Linked DNA regions of Homo sapiens: region 1 is linked to region 2. Evidence: read pairs that join two places in POLR2A ChIA-PET (ENCODE). Cell type or tissue: Panc1. All regions are shown on one strand. Each heading gives the region's core, and the rest is flanking DNA. Links, peaks and the distances in the headings are about the cores only.

Region 1 (8,135 bases), core at 2,054-7,053, 120 kb after region 2:
TTTGTTAAAAAGACTATTTGTCCACTGAATTGCATTTGTGCCTTTGTCAAAAACAGTTGTCAGGACTGGGCGTGGTGGCTTATGCCTGTAATCCCAGCATTTTGGGAGGCCGAGGCAGGCGGATCACCTGAGGTCAGGAGTTCAAGACCAACCTGGCCAACATGATGAAACCCCGTCTCTACCAAAAATACAAAAAATTAGCCAGGCGTGGTGGCTCACGCCTGTAAACTCAGCTACTCTGGAGGCTGAGGCAGGAGAATCGCTTCAACCTCAGAGGCAGAGGTTGCAGTGAGCTGAGATTACACCACTGGACTACAGCCTGGGTAACAAAGCAAGACTTCATCTCAAAACAAAACAAAACAAAAATAAACAAACAGTTATCAGGCCAGGAGCAGTGGTTCATGTCTGTAATCCTAGCTTTTGGGGGGCTAAGGTGGGTGGATTACTGGAGCCCAGGAGTTAGAGACCCCCTGGTCAACATGGTGAAAACCCATCTCTACAAAAATACAAAAAAAAAAAAAAAATAGCTGGACATGGTGGCATGTGCCTGTAGCCCCACCTGCACAGGAGGCTGAGGTGGGAGGATTGCTTTGAGCCTAGACAGTTAAGGCTGCAGTGAGCCATGTACACACCACTGCACTCTATCCAGGGTTCTCAAAAAACAAACAAAAAAACTAAACAAATAAAAACTAGTTGTCAATATAAATATGTGGGTCTCTTTCTGGATTCATTTCTATTTCATTGACTTGTCTGTTTTTTGGTTTTGGGGGGTATTTTTGTTTTGTTTTGTTTTGTTTTGTTTTGTTTTGCTTTTTTTGAGACGAAGTCTTACTCTGTCGCCCAGGCTGGAGTACAGTGGTGCAATCTCGGCTCACTGTAACCTCCGCCTCCCAGGTTCAAGTGATTCTCCTGCCTCAGCCTCCTTAGTAGCTGGCATTACAGGTACACACCACCACATGGCTAATTTTTGTATTTTTAGTAGAAATGGGGTTTCACTATGTTGGCCAGGTTGGTCTCGATCTCCTGACCTCGTGATCCACCCTCCTCGGCCTCCCAAAGTGCTGGGATTAGAGGCGTAAGCCACCACGCCAGGCCAACTTGTCTGCTTTTTTATACCATTAACACATTGTCCTGCTTACTAGAGCTTTATAATGAATATTAAAATCAGGAAAAAAAAAAAAAAAAGAACAGAACAACGAGGCAATGTCCTGGTGGTTCAGTTGGGCTGATTTGCACTATCTTAAACATATATCCAGAATTTGATGGCTTACTACTCACACTGCTACTGTTGTAGTTTAAACAACAGGAATTTGAGTCCAATCTCTCTCCCCTACTGCAACACCCTGTTGCACTGGTCCCCACATCTACAAAAAAAGAAAAAAGAAAAAAACAACTAAAAAAAAAATAAAAATAAACCACTACCATCCTGGCACGGTGGCTCACGCCTGTAATCCCAGCACTTTGGGAGGCCGAGGCGGGCAGATCACCTGAGGTCAGGAGGTCGAGACCAGCCTGGCCAACATGATAAGACCCAGTCTCTACTAAAAATGTGTGGTGGTGGGCACCTGTAATCCCAGCTACTTGGGAGGCCGAGGCAGGAGAATCACTTGAACCCAGGAGGCGGAGGTTCCATTGAGCTATCATGCCACAGTACTCCAGCCTGGATGACAGAGCAAGACACTATCTCAAAAAAAAAAAAAAAAAAAAAGGCTGGGCACAGTGGCTCACGCCTGTAATCCCAGCACTTTGGGAGGCTGAGGCGGGCAGATCACGAGGTCAGGGGTTCAAGACCAGCCTGATCAACATGGTGAAACCCCGTCTCTACTAAAAATACAAAAATTAGCTGGACATGGTGGCACGTGCCTATAATCTCAGCTACTCAGGAGGCTGAGGCAGGAGAATCACTTGAACCCAGGAGGCAGAGGCTGCAGTGAGCCGAGATCACACCACTGCACTCCAGCCTGGGCAACAGAGCGAGACTCCATCTCAAAAAAAAAAAAAAAAAAAAAGATTTATGTCTGTCTACCAGACTGAAATGTAGAATATAGGGATTTGTCTCTATCCCCAACATCTAAAACAGTGCCTAGCACATTTGGCACTATATGTGGGCTGAGTAAATGAAATTCATAACACCAGCACTATATGTAGCCTTTGGCCACACTCTCTTCCTGGGACATTTGTGTGTTATAAGGCCACACATCCTATGGTAGAAAGCCATATTGGAATGCTGATGACTTGACCAGGAGCCAGTTACTTTCTCCTCAGTGACAGATCTATAAGCCTGCAAATCCGGCTGCTTTCTTTTCCTTAGCTTACTGGTTAGAAAGAGCCTGTTCAGTCACGTACTTGGCTTACACATTTTCCAACCAGAACAGTGTGCACTTGCCCTTTTCCTGAGTTCTAGTGCCAGGGACTGTACCTGCTGGTTGCATTTTGAGTTCTTATTCATAGTCATGATTCTGCCCCACCTAAGTACTTTTATGCCCGGGCAGTCTTGGGACTTGCAGGTCACTCCCTTGGCTTCTTTCAAACTGGTCAAGTGGAGGAGGAAAGCTATAGCCTTTCCCAACATGACTTAGTGGACTAACCCATCATTGCTCAGACCTTCACAGAATCTTAGAGTATTAGAGTGGGGAAGACTTAAATCTTGGAGTACACTGATATTCAATTTTTTTTTTTTTAAACCGCAGCAATACCTTTTCTTTAAACCAGCACTCTACTGAAAGCCCAACATGTCGAACAAATGGAATTGGAGCTTCTCTGTTTGAAACAGAGACAGGGACCAGAGTCTGCTTGGTTTGACGCAGCCTCTTCCTAGGGGATTCCCTGAGGAAATTTGCAAAGCCAATTGTTTTTACAGGAAACAGTGTGGAGATCCCAGGTGCCATCCAATGCCATTGCTTTGTAGATAAGAAAAGCAAAGTTCAAAGGGATAAAGGTATTTTCCCAAAGTTATACAGAAAGCAGCTGTCCTGGAATGAGAATTCCAGTCTCTTACTTCCCAGTTTGTACCCCTCTCCTCACCATATACACCATGTTCTGCCAGCAGCCTACCACCCATTAAGAACTTACTGCATGCCAAGCATCATGCAAGGTGTTTTACATTCACAATTTCATTTATTCCTGACATCTACCTTTTGTGGTACATACCATTAATTTTGTTTTTCAAAAGAGAGACGAGGCTGGGCATGGTGGCTCATGTCTGTAATTCCAGCACTTTGGAGGCCAAGGTGGACGAATCACCTGAGGTCAGGAGTTCAAGACCAGCCTAACCAACATGGTGAAACCACATCTCTACTAAAAATACAAAAATTAGCCGGGCATGGTGGCACGTGCCTGTAATCCCAGCTACTCGGGAGGCTGTGGCAGGAGAATTGCTTGAACCCAGGAGGCAGAGGTTGCAGTGAGCTGAGATCCCGCCACTGTACTCCAGCCTAGGTGACAAAAGTGAAACTCCATCTCAAAAAAGAAAAAAAAGAGAGAGAGAGAGAGACTAGGCCTGGCGCGGTAGATCATGCCTGTAATCCCAGCTACTCGGGAGGCTGAGGCAGGAGAATCACTTGAACCCAAGAGGCAGAGGTTGCAGTGAGCTGAGATCCAGCCACTGCACTCCAGCCTGGGTGACAAGAGTGAAACTCCTTCTTAAAAAAGAAAAAAAGAAAAAAAAAAAAAAAAGAGCAACTAGGCCCGGCATGGTGGATCATGCCTGTAATCCCAGCACCTTGCGAGGCCGAGGCGGGCAAATCACCTGAGGTCAGGAGTTCAAGATCTGTCTGGGCAACATGGCGAAACCCTGTCTCTGCTAAAAATACAAAAATTAGCCAGACATGGTAGCACACACCTATAGTCCCAGCTACTCGGGAGGCTGAGGCAGGAGAATCACTTGAACCCGGGAGGCGGAGGTTGCAGTGAGCTGAGATCGCGCCACTGCACTCCAGCCTGGGTGACAGAGACGAGATTCCGTTTCCAAAAAAAAAAAAAAAAAATGAAAGAAAAAACAACATGGAGGAACACCACATGGAAAATGTCTATAAGCTAAGCCTGGAAGTGGGAGTGTATTACTTGTACATTCCATTTGATATAACCCAGTCACTTGGCTGCACCTTACTATAGAGTACTGAGGGGCGAGGCACAGTGGCTCACACCTGTAATCCTAGCACTTTGGGAGGCCGAGGTGGGCAGATTGCCTGAGCATTTGGGAGGCCAAAGCGGGCGGATTGCCTGAACTCAGGAGTTCAAGACTAGCCTGGGAAACTGGCGAAACCCCATCTCTACTAAAAATACAAAAAATCAGCCGGGCGTGGTGGTGCATGCCTGTAAGCCCTGCTGCTTGGGAGGCTGAGGTACTAGAATTGCTTGAACCCAGGAAGCGGAGGTTGCAGTGAGCCAAAATCATGCCATTGCATTCCAGCCTGGGTGACAGAATGAGACTCTATCTCAAAAAAAAAAAAAGAGTACTGAGGGGCCAGGCATGGTGGCTCATGCCTGTAATCCCAGAACTTTGATCATTTAAGCCCAGGAGTTCAAGACCAGCCTCGGCAACATAGTCAGATTCTGTCTCTACAAAAAAAATTAAAAATTAGCCTGGCATGGTGGTGTGTGCCTGTAGTCCCAGCTACTCGGGAGGCTGAAGCAGGAGGACCACTCGAGCCCAGGAGGTTGAGGCTGCAATGAGCTGTGGTCTCACAACTGCACTCCAGCCTGGGTGACAAAGCGAGACTCTGCCTCAAAAAAACAAACAAAAAAAAACAGTGTCGGTAAATGTAGTCTCTAGCTTGGAAGGCACTTCCCTTTGACAACTTTATACTTTGAAAGGAAGGGCACAGATTTTCAGTGTACATCTTGCTTTCTCTGCTTCACCAGCTAAGGGCTGGTACATACATATTAATACAATTCTACATTCAGTATTCTTTTTCCTGACATAGCTTTTAATTTCTGTAGCTAGAGTCATAGTTGTGGTGAATCTTCATTAATTTTTTTGCATTTCCAACATTCAACCTCCCTTTTTACTTTGGAGAAATCCACCAATATGCCTATTATTATAAGACACTGTTCTTCCCAACTTTCTAAGACCAGGGGAAGACAAAGGGGAGATAGCCCCCACTTTCTTCTGCCCCTAGTAGTAGGGGTTCAAGCAAGGAAGCTAGGCCAATTGATCAGATGATCACTCTTGACACTTTGAATTGGCAGAGTATAATGCAAAAAGCATAGGCCTGCTGGTGTGCACTTGCAGAGTGGCAACAGTATCCACTGGTGGCCATGTTTTGTGGTCAAGTCCAGCAACAGGTTGACATTTAGAAAGATAATGAGAACCCCCACCCAGATTGTTTCTGTGACAATTTCTGAAGCCTTCTCATTTCCAACCTGTTTCCAAGGATTTCTACCCTCCTTACTCCAGACCTGGTGGATCCTGTGAACCGCCTCCTGATAACCTTCCAGGAATCTCTCTTTTTGCTTAAGTTATCCAGCGTTGGTTTTCCTTACTGGCATTCACCACCTCTGACTGGTACAAAGCCTCTCAGAGCACTTTGTGCAAATCTGCTTCCATCAGTCCTATTGCTTGGTTAATTCAAATACTGCTAGAAGGCTGAGCTTGGTGGCTCACATCTGTAATCCCAGCAGTTTGGGAGGCCAAGGCAGGCAGATCACTTGAGGTCAGGAGTTTCAGACCAGCCTGGCCAATATGATGAAACCCTGTCTCTACAAAAAATACAAAAATTAGCCAGGTGTGGTGGTGTGTGCCTGTAATCCCAGCTACTCAGGAGGCTGAGGCAGGAGAATCACTTGAACCTGGGAGGCAGAGTTTGCAGTGAGCCGAGATCACGCCATTGCACTCCAGCCTGGGCCACAAAAGCAAAGACTCCAAAAAAAAAAAACCCAAATACTGCTAGGAACACCATGGTTATTGACAAATCTGGACCGTTTACTCCTGAAGAGCTGGAGCCAGAGTTCCTGGCATGACCTATGAGCTCTCTCTCTCTCTCTTTATTCATAACAAAGGTTTTATACTTCCTGTGAGAAGGAAGGGGCATGGAGAGGAAGAGAGGCAAGCAGCATGGCTTCTGCCAGCTGTTCCCAACCACCTCTTCAAGCAGAGCATAGGTGGCACAAAAGGAATTCTCTAGAGTCCTGCATGGTAACTAGTGAGGGAGAAATTTGGTGGGCTGCAACAAATTTGGTGTGCGTGTGTGCATGCGTGTGTGTGTGTGTGTGTGTGTGTGTGTTCAAGAAGAGAGCCTATACAAGATTCTCCTGACCAGGGAAGAGGAGAAAGAAGTCAATGGCCAATTTGTTGGTCCATTGAACTTTAAAACCTGTATATCATGTACTCTCTTTCAGACAGTCAAGCCTGTTGGCCCTCTTTCTCTGCAATATCTGCATGAACTGTTGCTGTCAAAGAGAGGACCCAGGCTCTACATTGTCAGGGCGTTAACTATTAATGCAAGTAAATATGATTGATGTGCTTTTGAAAGGGGATTTGATCCCCCTGGAGTTATGGACATTGGCCTTTGGTATTGATTGAATCTTGATTCAGTATAGATTTATTTTATTTATTTATTTATTTATTTTGAGACAGAGTCTCACTCTGTTGCCCAAGCTGGAGTTCATGGCACGATCTTGGCTCACTGCAGCCTCTGCCTCCTGGGCTCAAGTGATTCTGCTGCCTCAGCCTCCTGAATAGCTGGGATTACAGACATGCGCCATCATGCCCAGCTAATTGTATTTCTAATAGAGACGGGGTTTCACCATGTTGGCCAGGCTGGTCTTGAACTCCTGACCTCAGGTGATCTGCCCACCTTGGCATCCTAAAGTGCTGGAATTACAGGTGTGAGCCACCGTTCCTGGCCATATAGATTTATTGATATTCTTTCACATAAGCAAACACCTCTGCACTCTAAATTTGTCTAGGCCCCCAAAGCTCATAGATATGAGTGAGGTCATATTCACATACTACCCAAATGTTGCTACCTCATAGTCCTCATGAGTGTATCTTTCCCTCTACCAAATCTGTGTCTTTTTTTTTTTTTTTGAGATGGAGTTTCGCTCTTGTCATGCGATCTCCACTCACTGTAACCTCCACCCTCCAGGTTCAAGCGATTCTCCTGCCTCAGCCCCCCAAATAGCTGGGATTACAGGCAGTGCCACCATGCCTAGCTAATTTTTGTAGTTTTAGTAGAGACGGGGTTTCGCCATGTTGGTCAGGCTGGTCTCAAACTCCTGACCTCAGGTGATCCACCCCCCTTGACCTCCCAAATTGCTAGGATTACAGGCATGAGCCACTGCGACCGGCCCCAAATCCATCTCTTGTTTTCAGGTGATCAAAAAGGTGTCCTCCTAAAAATCAACTGTTGGAGCCCTAACCCCCGGTACCTGAGAGTGTGACTATATTTAAAGACAGGGTCTTTAAAGAGATGAAGTTAAAATGAGGCTGTTAAGTTAGGCCCAGATCTAATCTGACTGGTGTCCTCATACTAAGAGGAAATTTGGACACACAATGAGACACCAGAGAGGTGCATGCACAAAGAAAAGACCATGTGAGGATGCAACAAGAAGGTGACCATCTGCAAGGCAAGGAGAGAGTCCTCAGAATGAAATTAACCTTGCCAACACCTTGATCTTGGACTTCTAGCCTCCAAAACTGTGAGAAAACAAATTTCTCATAGCTGTATAAGGAACTCAGTCTGTGTTATTTTGCTATAGCAGCTCTCGCAAACTAATACAGTCCCTGGCTCTGACAATGATTGTTGAAACTTGTGTTAACCAAGGGTTTTGGGTGCTTTGACACGGGCGGTTTTCTGCACCCTGGAGGGACTGACCCTCTAACGGCTAGCCAATTCCTAGAAATAGTAAAGGACTCACCTACCTTTTTTTTTTTTTTTACCTTTACTAGGTAAACCTAGTAAAGTTTACCTTTTACATGTAAGTCAAGTAATCCAGAGTCCATACCCCAACTATCTCCTCTACTAAGCTGTCACTGGGCTTTCACACCTAGGAGGCTGAGGCAGGAGAATCGCTCGAACCAGGGAGGTGGAGGTTACAGTGAGCTGATATCACGCCACTGCACTCCAACCTGGGTGACAGAGAGAGACTCTGTCACAAAAAAAAAAAAAAAAAAAAAAAGGAAAGAAAAATTT
Region 2 (8,135 bases), core at 2,104-7,103:
CTGGTAAAAAGGCTTGTTGTTGATATAATTAACCAATAGTCTGTGCTCATCACTAAATATTTAGAAGACCACAGACACAGACTACATAGCTGTTATAGAAGAGCACAGAGAAGCATGAGTTAAGTTAGTGTGCAAAAATGTGTATACATGCTTGTATGTAGGAGTGTGTATTTGTGCCCCAGAGCTAATAACATTAAGCTGAGATTACAGAGTGTAGAATACAACTTGGAGAAAATGGTTAAGATGGTATCTAATATTTCCATTAGGGACTTTTCTGTTCAGAGCTGTCAAAACAGATTCTGTGAATTGACTAGACTATGGAAGGTGATCATAATGATATTGATGAAACACATAACTGAAAAACAGAATTTAAATAGAAGAGAGTCTCTAGAAATACAACTAAATCTTAATCTGGAGATACATGCCTCAAAATAACTCTCTCCCATTCCTTTTTCCCTCTCAACAAAAACAAACTCACTGGAAAAGGACAATCAAACATTTCCAAGCCTTGCAATGCCCTATTTCCCATCGGAGTTTCGGGAAAAAAAAATGTATGAGTCACATTCTTAACCTGGCAATAAGGTCCACGAGGTATTTGGTTTCTCTGTGTTTGCCAGCTTTCTTGTACATAGGCGAGGTTGCCAGATCCAAAGAGAGAGTAGTGTGGATAAGACCATTTGACAAAGGCTGCAGCTTTAGGAAGAACTTGACCAACCTTTAGTAAACCAGCAAGAAGGAGGCCAGACTCTCTCCTTCCACCCTCAAATCCCCTCAGTGCCCCTGTTTGGCTGAACCCAGTGAGAATCCAAAGGGCTAAACAATCTCTTGATGCAGTCATAGAGGTCAGCCTCCTCTATAGAGGAGGCAGGATGGCACAAGGCAGGACAGAAAAGAATGAAGGGTGAAGCTTGGGGGCAATGAAGAAGAAATCCAGCCCACCTATCACCCTCCAATGTCTTGACTGCTAAAGGATACTCTTGAGAGTACTCTTAAGTACTCTCGAGTTGTTTTGAGATTCCCCAAAGAGGATGTTTCAAGAATAGCTGAAAAATTTGGGTTTTTATGTGAAAATCCCCCTACTTTTCAGTTTTGGCACCCTACTTGAAAAAATTAAATAACCAAAATACTCCTGTGAGGAAGATTTCACTACGGAAAGCTTTTGACCACTGATCTAGAGCAATGCTATGATTTTAATTGAATTTCAAAAATGTCAAAAGCATGGCCGGGCGCGGTGGTTCACACCTGTAATCATCCCAGCACTTTGGGAGGCCAAGGCAGGCAGATAGCCTGAAGTTGGGAGTTTGAGACCAGCCTGGGCTATATGGTGAAATCCCGTCTCTACTAAAAATACAAAAATTACCCAGGCACAGTGGCAGGCACCTGTAATCCCAGCTACTTGGGAGGCTGAGGCAGGAAAATCGTTTGAACCTGGGAGATGGAGGTTGCAGTGAGCCGAAATCGTGCCACTGTACTCCAACCTGGACAACAGAGCAAGACTCCTCTGTCTCAAAAAAAAGAAAAAAATGTCAAAAGCAGATTTCTGCTCTAATACAAGATGGAGTAACAGGGATATGAATTAACTTTCTGCTTGAAAAAAAAACTAAACTAAAAATCAGATATATATATATCTGATATATATAACCAGATATATATATATATATATATATATATATATATATATATGGCTTCCATTAGGCAATGTAAAATAGTAATCTATTAAAGAAGAGAAATGAATGAGGAAAACCCTAATATTTCTCCAACTTACTGCCTGGAGAGTTTCCAGGCCTCAGTTTAGCATGGGGATAGGGACCCAGACAAAGCCCAGCAGTCTTCTTGATTTGAGGAGACAAAACTGTAAGGATGAGGAGGCCAAGATGGCTAGAGTTTTTGGAGCAGAGTTCCAGAGAGGAGAGACCTGCCCAGAAAGAAAAATCTAGAGAAGTGAATAGGGTCTTCCTCAACTCCACCTGAGTGTTGATCAGCACACGCATGTGAAGAAAATACCCCAAGCCCACAGGATTAGGCAGGATTTCTCAACCTCAGCTCTATTGACATTTGGAGGCAAAAAATTCTATATTGTGGGAGCTGCATTATAGGATATTTAGCAATATCCTGACTTCTACCAACTAGATGCCAGTAGCACTACCCCACCAGTTGTAACAACAAAAAGTGTCTCTACACATTGTCAAATGACCTCTATGGGGCAAAATTATCCCAGCTGAGAACTACTGGATGAGAGGTATTAATACCCAGTATTTACCCTGACTGAGGATTGTCCCCTTTCCCACTCACGAAAGTGGAAAACTTCATAATTCATGAGGTATCAGGAAAAGAACTCAGAAGGGTCTTGCTTCAGTAGTGAGCTAAAGTAGTACTGGACTAAATGCTGCTCTGGTTTAATCTAAGTAGGCTTATAAACAAGAAGTGAAACTTAACTATATCCATGAAGAAAGCTCAAGTTATATGTATAGTAATAAAACTAACAACCAGCACAGAACAAAAAATATTTTAAATGCACAGGACCCAATCAAAAATGGCCAGACATTCAAAAAAGCAGGAAAATATGACCCACAATAAGATTAAAAAAATCAATCAAAACCAACTCAAAGTGACAGATGATAAAATTAGTAGACAAGGATATTAAATAGTTACTATAACTGTATTTCATATGCTCAAAAAGCTAGAAAAAAGGTTGAGAATGGTAAGTAGAGACATGGATGATATTTTTAAAAGAACCAAATTGAACTTCTAGAGATAAAAACTACAAATGTCTGAAATTGAAAAACACTTGGTGAGATCAGTGGCATATTATACATTGCAGAAGAAAAGATTAGTGAACCTGGAGGTATAGAGATTGAAAGGATATAAAATAAAACACACAAAAATAAAAAGCTGGAGAAAAATAAACAGAGCTTTAGTGAGCTGTGGGATAATTTCAAGCAGCCTAACATGCCTGTAATTGGAGTGCATCAAAGAGAGGAAAGAGAGAAGGGTACAGACAAGATATTTGAAAAAATAAAGGTCAAAATATTTCAAATGTGGTAAAAATTATAATCCACCAATCTAAAGAGTTCAATTAAACCAATCACAAAAAAATGCAAAGAAAACTACACCAAGGCTTATCTTAATCAAATTATTTAAAACCAGTGATAGAGAAGAAGACATCAAAACAGTCAGGGGGACAAGGACACATTCTGGGCAAAGGAACAAACATATTAGGTTAGGTTAGTGCAAACGTAATTTCGGTTTTTGCAATTACCTTTAATGAAAAAACCTAAATTGTGTTTGCACCAACCTAATAAAAATGATAACAAAAAATAAGTAAGCTGGATAACATTAGAACATCTTTGAAGTACTGAAAGAATAAGTAAAACCATCAACCTAGATTTTTATACCTAAGGAAAGCATATTTTAAAAACAAAGGTAAAATTACTTTCTCAGACATACAAAAGCTAAAAGAATTCATCATCAGGAGACCTAAGCTACAAAAAAAAAAAAAAAAAAAAAAAAAGGTAAGAGAAATGCTTCAGGCAGAAGGAAAATGATACCAGATGGAAATTTGAATCTACTTAAAAAAATGTAGGGCACTACAAATGTTAGCTACGTGGGTAAATATAAAATATAAATATAAAATACTTGTTTTCTTATTTTTAAAATCTCTTTAAAAGAAAATGGACTGTTTAAAGCAAAAATAATAAGATATTCTAGGTTTTTTTCTTTTAAAAAAGATTTTGTTACTTTTTGTTTGTTTGTTTTTTTCTAGCGGCCCTCATCCAATTGTGTGGTGTTTATAACATACATGGAAGTAAAATATGTGATAACTATAGCACAAATGCTGGGAGGGGAGAAACAGAAGCATATTAACTGAGTTATTACCCTATGCATCAAGTGGTATAATATAATATCACTTGAAGGCAAACTGTGATAAGTTAAAGAATCATAAAACATATTCAATTAATCTAAAGTAGGCACAAAAAGAAGGAAAAGGAAATGAATAAGAAACAGAAAACAAATAATACTGTGGTAGATTTAAACCCAACTGTACTAGTCAGGGTTCTCTAGAAACAGAACTAATAGGAGAGATGTGTGTATGAAAGGGAGTTTATTAAGGAGTATTGACTCACATGATCACAAGGTGAAGTCCCACAATAGGCCATCTGCAAGCTGAGGAGCAATGAAGCCAGTCCGAGTCCCAAAACCTCAAAAGCAGAGAAGCCAACAGTGCAGCCTTCAGTCTGTGGCCGAAGGCCCGAGAGCCGCTGGCAAACTACTGGTGTAAGTCCAGGAGTCCAAAAGCTGAAGAACTTGGAGTCAGATGTTCGAGGTCAGGAAGCATCCAGCATGGGAGAAAGATGTTTACTACAAACCCTAAAGCAACCACTAAAATAACACAACAAAGAATTATAGCTAATAAACCAACAAAGTATCACCTGCCCAGCTACTTTTTTTTTTTTTTGAGACAGAGTTTTGCTCTTGTCGCCTAGGCTGAAGTGCAATGGCGTGACCTCGGCTCACTGCAACCTCCTTCTCCCAGGTTCAAGCAATTCTCCTGTCTCAACCTCTCGAGTAGCTGGAATTACAGGCACCTGCCACTACACCCGGCTAATTTTTGTATTTTTAGTAGAGATGGGGTTTCACCATGTTGGCCAGGCTGGTTCGAACTCTTGACCTCAGGTGATCCACCTGCCTCAGCCTCCCAAAGTGCTGGGATTACGGGCAGGAGCCACTGCGCCCAGACAATTTTTTTTATTTTTTTGTAGAGACAGGGTCTCACTATGTTGCCCAGGCTGGTCTTGAAATCCTGACCTCAAGCAATCCTCCCACCTGAGAAATCCACTTTAAAAATAAAGACATAGACCTGGCATAGTGGCTCACGCCTATAATTCCAGCACTCTGGGGGGCCAAGGCAGGCAGATCTCTTGAGGCCAGGAGTTCAACACTAGCCTGGCCAAGATGATGAAACCCCGTCTCTACTAAAAAAACACAGAAATTAGCCAGGTGTGGTGGCACACACCTATAGTCCCAGCTACTCAGAAGGCTGAGACACAAGAATCCCTTGAACCTGAAAGGCGGAGGTTGCAGTGAGCCGAGATCGCACCGCTGCACTTCAGCCTGGGAGACAAAATGAGACTCTGTCTCAAAATAAATAAATAAACGGACACACACGGTTTAAAATTTAAAAGGCAAAAAAGATATAACATGCTAACACTAACTAAAAGAAAGCTAGAGTGGCTATGTTACTATCAAAGTAGATTTTAAAAAATAAAACTGGTCATTTAATAATGATAATGGGATAAATTTATCAAAAGGTCATAATAATCTTAAGTTACCAGCAACAAACAATAGAGATAATTATTTGATGTAACATTCAAAAATTAATCATTGTAATTCACCATGTTAATAGACTAAAAGTGAATAACTATTATTGTCTACATAGACGCAGAAAAAGTATTGGACAAGACGTGCGGCCAGCCGAGCCAGCATTCCTGGCTCGCTTCAAGGAGTGGGTTGGCTATAGGGAGGAGCCCACCGTAGAGACCAAGAGAATCCAGCCTCATCTCCCAGACGAAAATGGGGATCACAGTGACAAAGATGAAGAGCCTCAAGTGATGTTTTTTAAAAAGGGAGACCTGTCAGTTGAAGAAGTCATGAAAATTAAAGCAGAAGTAAAGGCTGCCAAAGCAGATAAAGAACCAGCTCCAGCTGAGGGAAGAATCATGTATCAAAAACCAGTAAAGCACCAGTCAAGTGCCCCTCAGATGAAAAATATTCAGGTTTAAAAGCAAGCCCAAAAAGAAGACAAATTAAGATGCAATAAATCAGGACTCAGTCAAAAAGAACTCACAAAAACAAATAAAAAACAGTAGCCTCCTTTCTTTTGACAGTGAAGATGACAATAAGTAAGTGTAAATATTTTGAATTTAGTCTACGTTGAAAGTACATGCGATGTTTTTTAAAGTAACATTTTTTTCCTATTATAAAGATACTACAGGCCAGGCACGGCGGTTCACGCCGGTAATCCCAGCACTTTGGAAGGCCAAGGAGGGCACATCACTTGAGGTCAGGAGTTCGAGACCAGCCTGGCCAACATGGTGAAACGCCATCTCTACTAATAATACAAAAATTAGCCGGGCATGGTGGCAGTCACCTGTAATCCCAGCTACTCAGGAAGCTGAGGCAGGAGAAGAGCTTGAATCTGAGAGGCGGAGGTTTGCAGTGAACTGAGATCAGGCCATTGTACTCCAGCCTGGGCGACAGAGCCAGACTTTATCTCAAAAAAAAAAATAAAAAAAAAATAAAAACTACAAGTTACTTATAGAAAATTTAGGAAATACAGGAAAAAATTTAATAAACTACATCTATTCATCAATACCCCTCTGACTTAATATGCCAACTCTAGAAATTAGCTAGTATTACCATTTTGTTATTTCCCCTGTGTGGGTGTATATATATGTAAATTATATTTTTAAACAAAATACATTTTGTTTGTGTAAACAAAAAAAGAAACGGTATTAGACAAAATCCAACATTCGTGCCGGGCAAAAACTCTAACCAAACTTGAAATTGCAGGGAATTCCCTCAACCTGGTAAAACGCATCTTTGATAAACCTAGAATTAACATCATATTTAATGGCGAAAGATAGAATGCTTTCCCCCTAACATCAGGGATGAGATGACTCTATTTCTACTCACCATTATACTGGAGGTTCTAGCTTGGCCAATGAGGCAAGAGAGAGAAATAAAAGGCTCTTAGATTGGGAAGATTGAAGTAAAATGGACTTCATTTGAATATAACATTATCATCTACGGAGAAAATCCAATAAAAAGGCCATTACTAATAAATTTTAGTAGAGTTGTAGAATACAAGATCAATATACAAAAGTCAATTTTTTTATATACTAGCAACAAACAATCAGAAATTAAAATAAAAATACTATTTAATAGCATCAAAAATAAGAAATGCTTAGGTATAGACCTGACAAATTATGTGCAAGATCTACGCCCTGAAAGCTACAAAACACTGCTTAGAGAGATTAGAGAAGACCTAAATAAATAGGGAGATTCACTGTGTTCATATCAGAGGGCTCCATATTGTTAGAAAATAAATTCTTCCCAAATTGATGTATAAATTCATTAAGGCTTTTTCTTTTTTAGAAATTTTGAAGCTGGTGTGGTGGCTGTAATTCCAGCACTTTGAGAGGTCAAGGTGAAAATATTGTTTGAGCCCAGAAATTTGACACTAGCCTGAGCAACACAGTGAGACCCTGTCTCCACAAAAAAATTTAAAAATTACCTGGACACAGTGGCACACCCCTGTGTTCTCAGATATTCGGAAGGCTGAGGTGGGAGGATCACTTGAGCCCAGGAGGTGAGGCTACAGTAAGCCATATTCACACCACTGCACTCCAGCCTGGGTGACTGACAGAGAAAAACCCCATCCCCCCAAAAAAGAAATTGCTAAGCTGTTTGTAAAATTTTTCTGGAAATGGAAAGAACCTAGAATAGTCAAAAAAGTGGAAAAAAAAAACCAAGAAGAATGTTGGGGGACTTACATTGTCTTTAGGAATTATTATAAAACTACAGTAATCAAGATAGTATGCAACTGGCATTAAGATAAAGCAATGGAACTGAATATTGTCTAGATGGAGACCATCACAACTGATTTTCAAAATGGTGCAAAAGCAATTCACTGGGAAAGCATAGTCTTTTTAACAAATGGTGCTGCAACAACTGGATATCCAAATGCCATTCATACCTCACATCATATACATGTATCAGTTTAGAATGAACTGACTTAATGGTTATAGTCTTAAATGTAAAAGTTAACACTATAAAACCTATAGAGGAAAACAGGAGAAAAGTTTTGTGACTTTTAGTCAGAAACAGCTCTTTAAGGTCTAACACCACATGTACTATCCATAAAGAGAAAATATTGATAAATGGGACTTTATCAACAGTAAGAGCTTATGTTTCTTAAAAGACATTGGTAAGAGATTAAAAAGATGAGTCACAGAATGTGAGAAAATATTTGCAAATCACATATCTGATAACAGACTTGAATCTAGAATATATAAAGAGCACTCAAAACTCAAAACAAACAACTCAATAAAAAATGAGGAAAAGATTTAAAAAGA

The links. Peaks named below come from ENCODE experiments on the same cell type or tissue, not always from the same donor. Only the 100,000 strongest peaks of a DNase experiment are listed, where the experiment ranks them.
Region 1: POLR2A ChIA-PET joins it to region 2 with 6 read pairs; 2 of 35 experiments call an interaction of 5 or more read pairs at or near these places.

The regions. Positions count from the first base shown.
Region 1 is chr3:27,579,864-27,587,998 of GRCh38, reverse strand. No RefSeq gene overlaps it. Among named protein-coding and RNA genes, the nearest start is that of SLC4A7, 100 kb to the right of the region's middle. In Panc1, for the core only: no CTCF peak of the experiment used is centred there; no DNase peak of the experiment used is centred there; H3K27ac peaks cover 1,345 bases.
Region 2 is chr3:27,700,894-27,709,028 of GRCh38, reverse strand. It overlaps the pseudogene KIAA1143P2. Among named protein-coding and RNA genes, the nearest start is that of LINC02084, 8.0 kb to the left of the region's middle. In Panc1, for the core only: no CTCF peak of the experiment used is centred there; no DNase peak of the experiment used is centred there.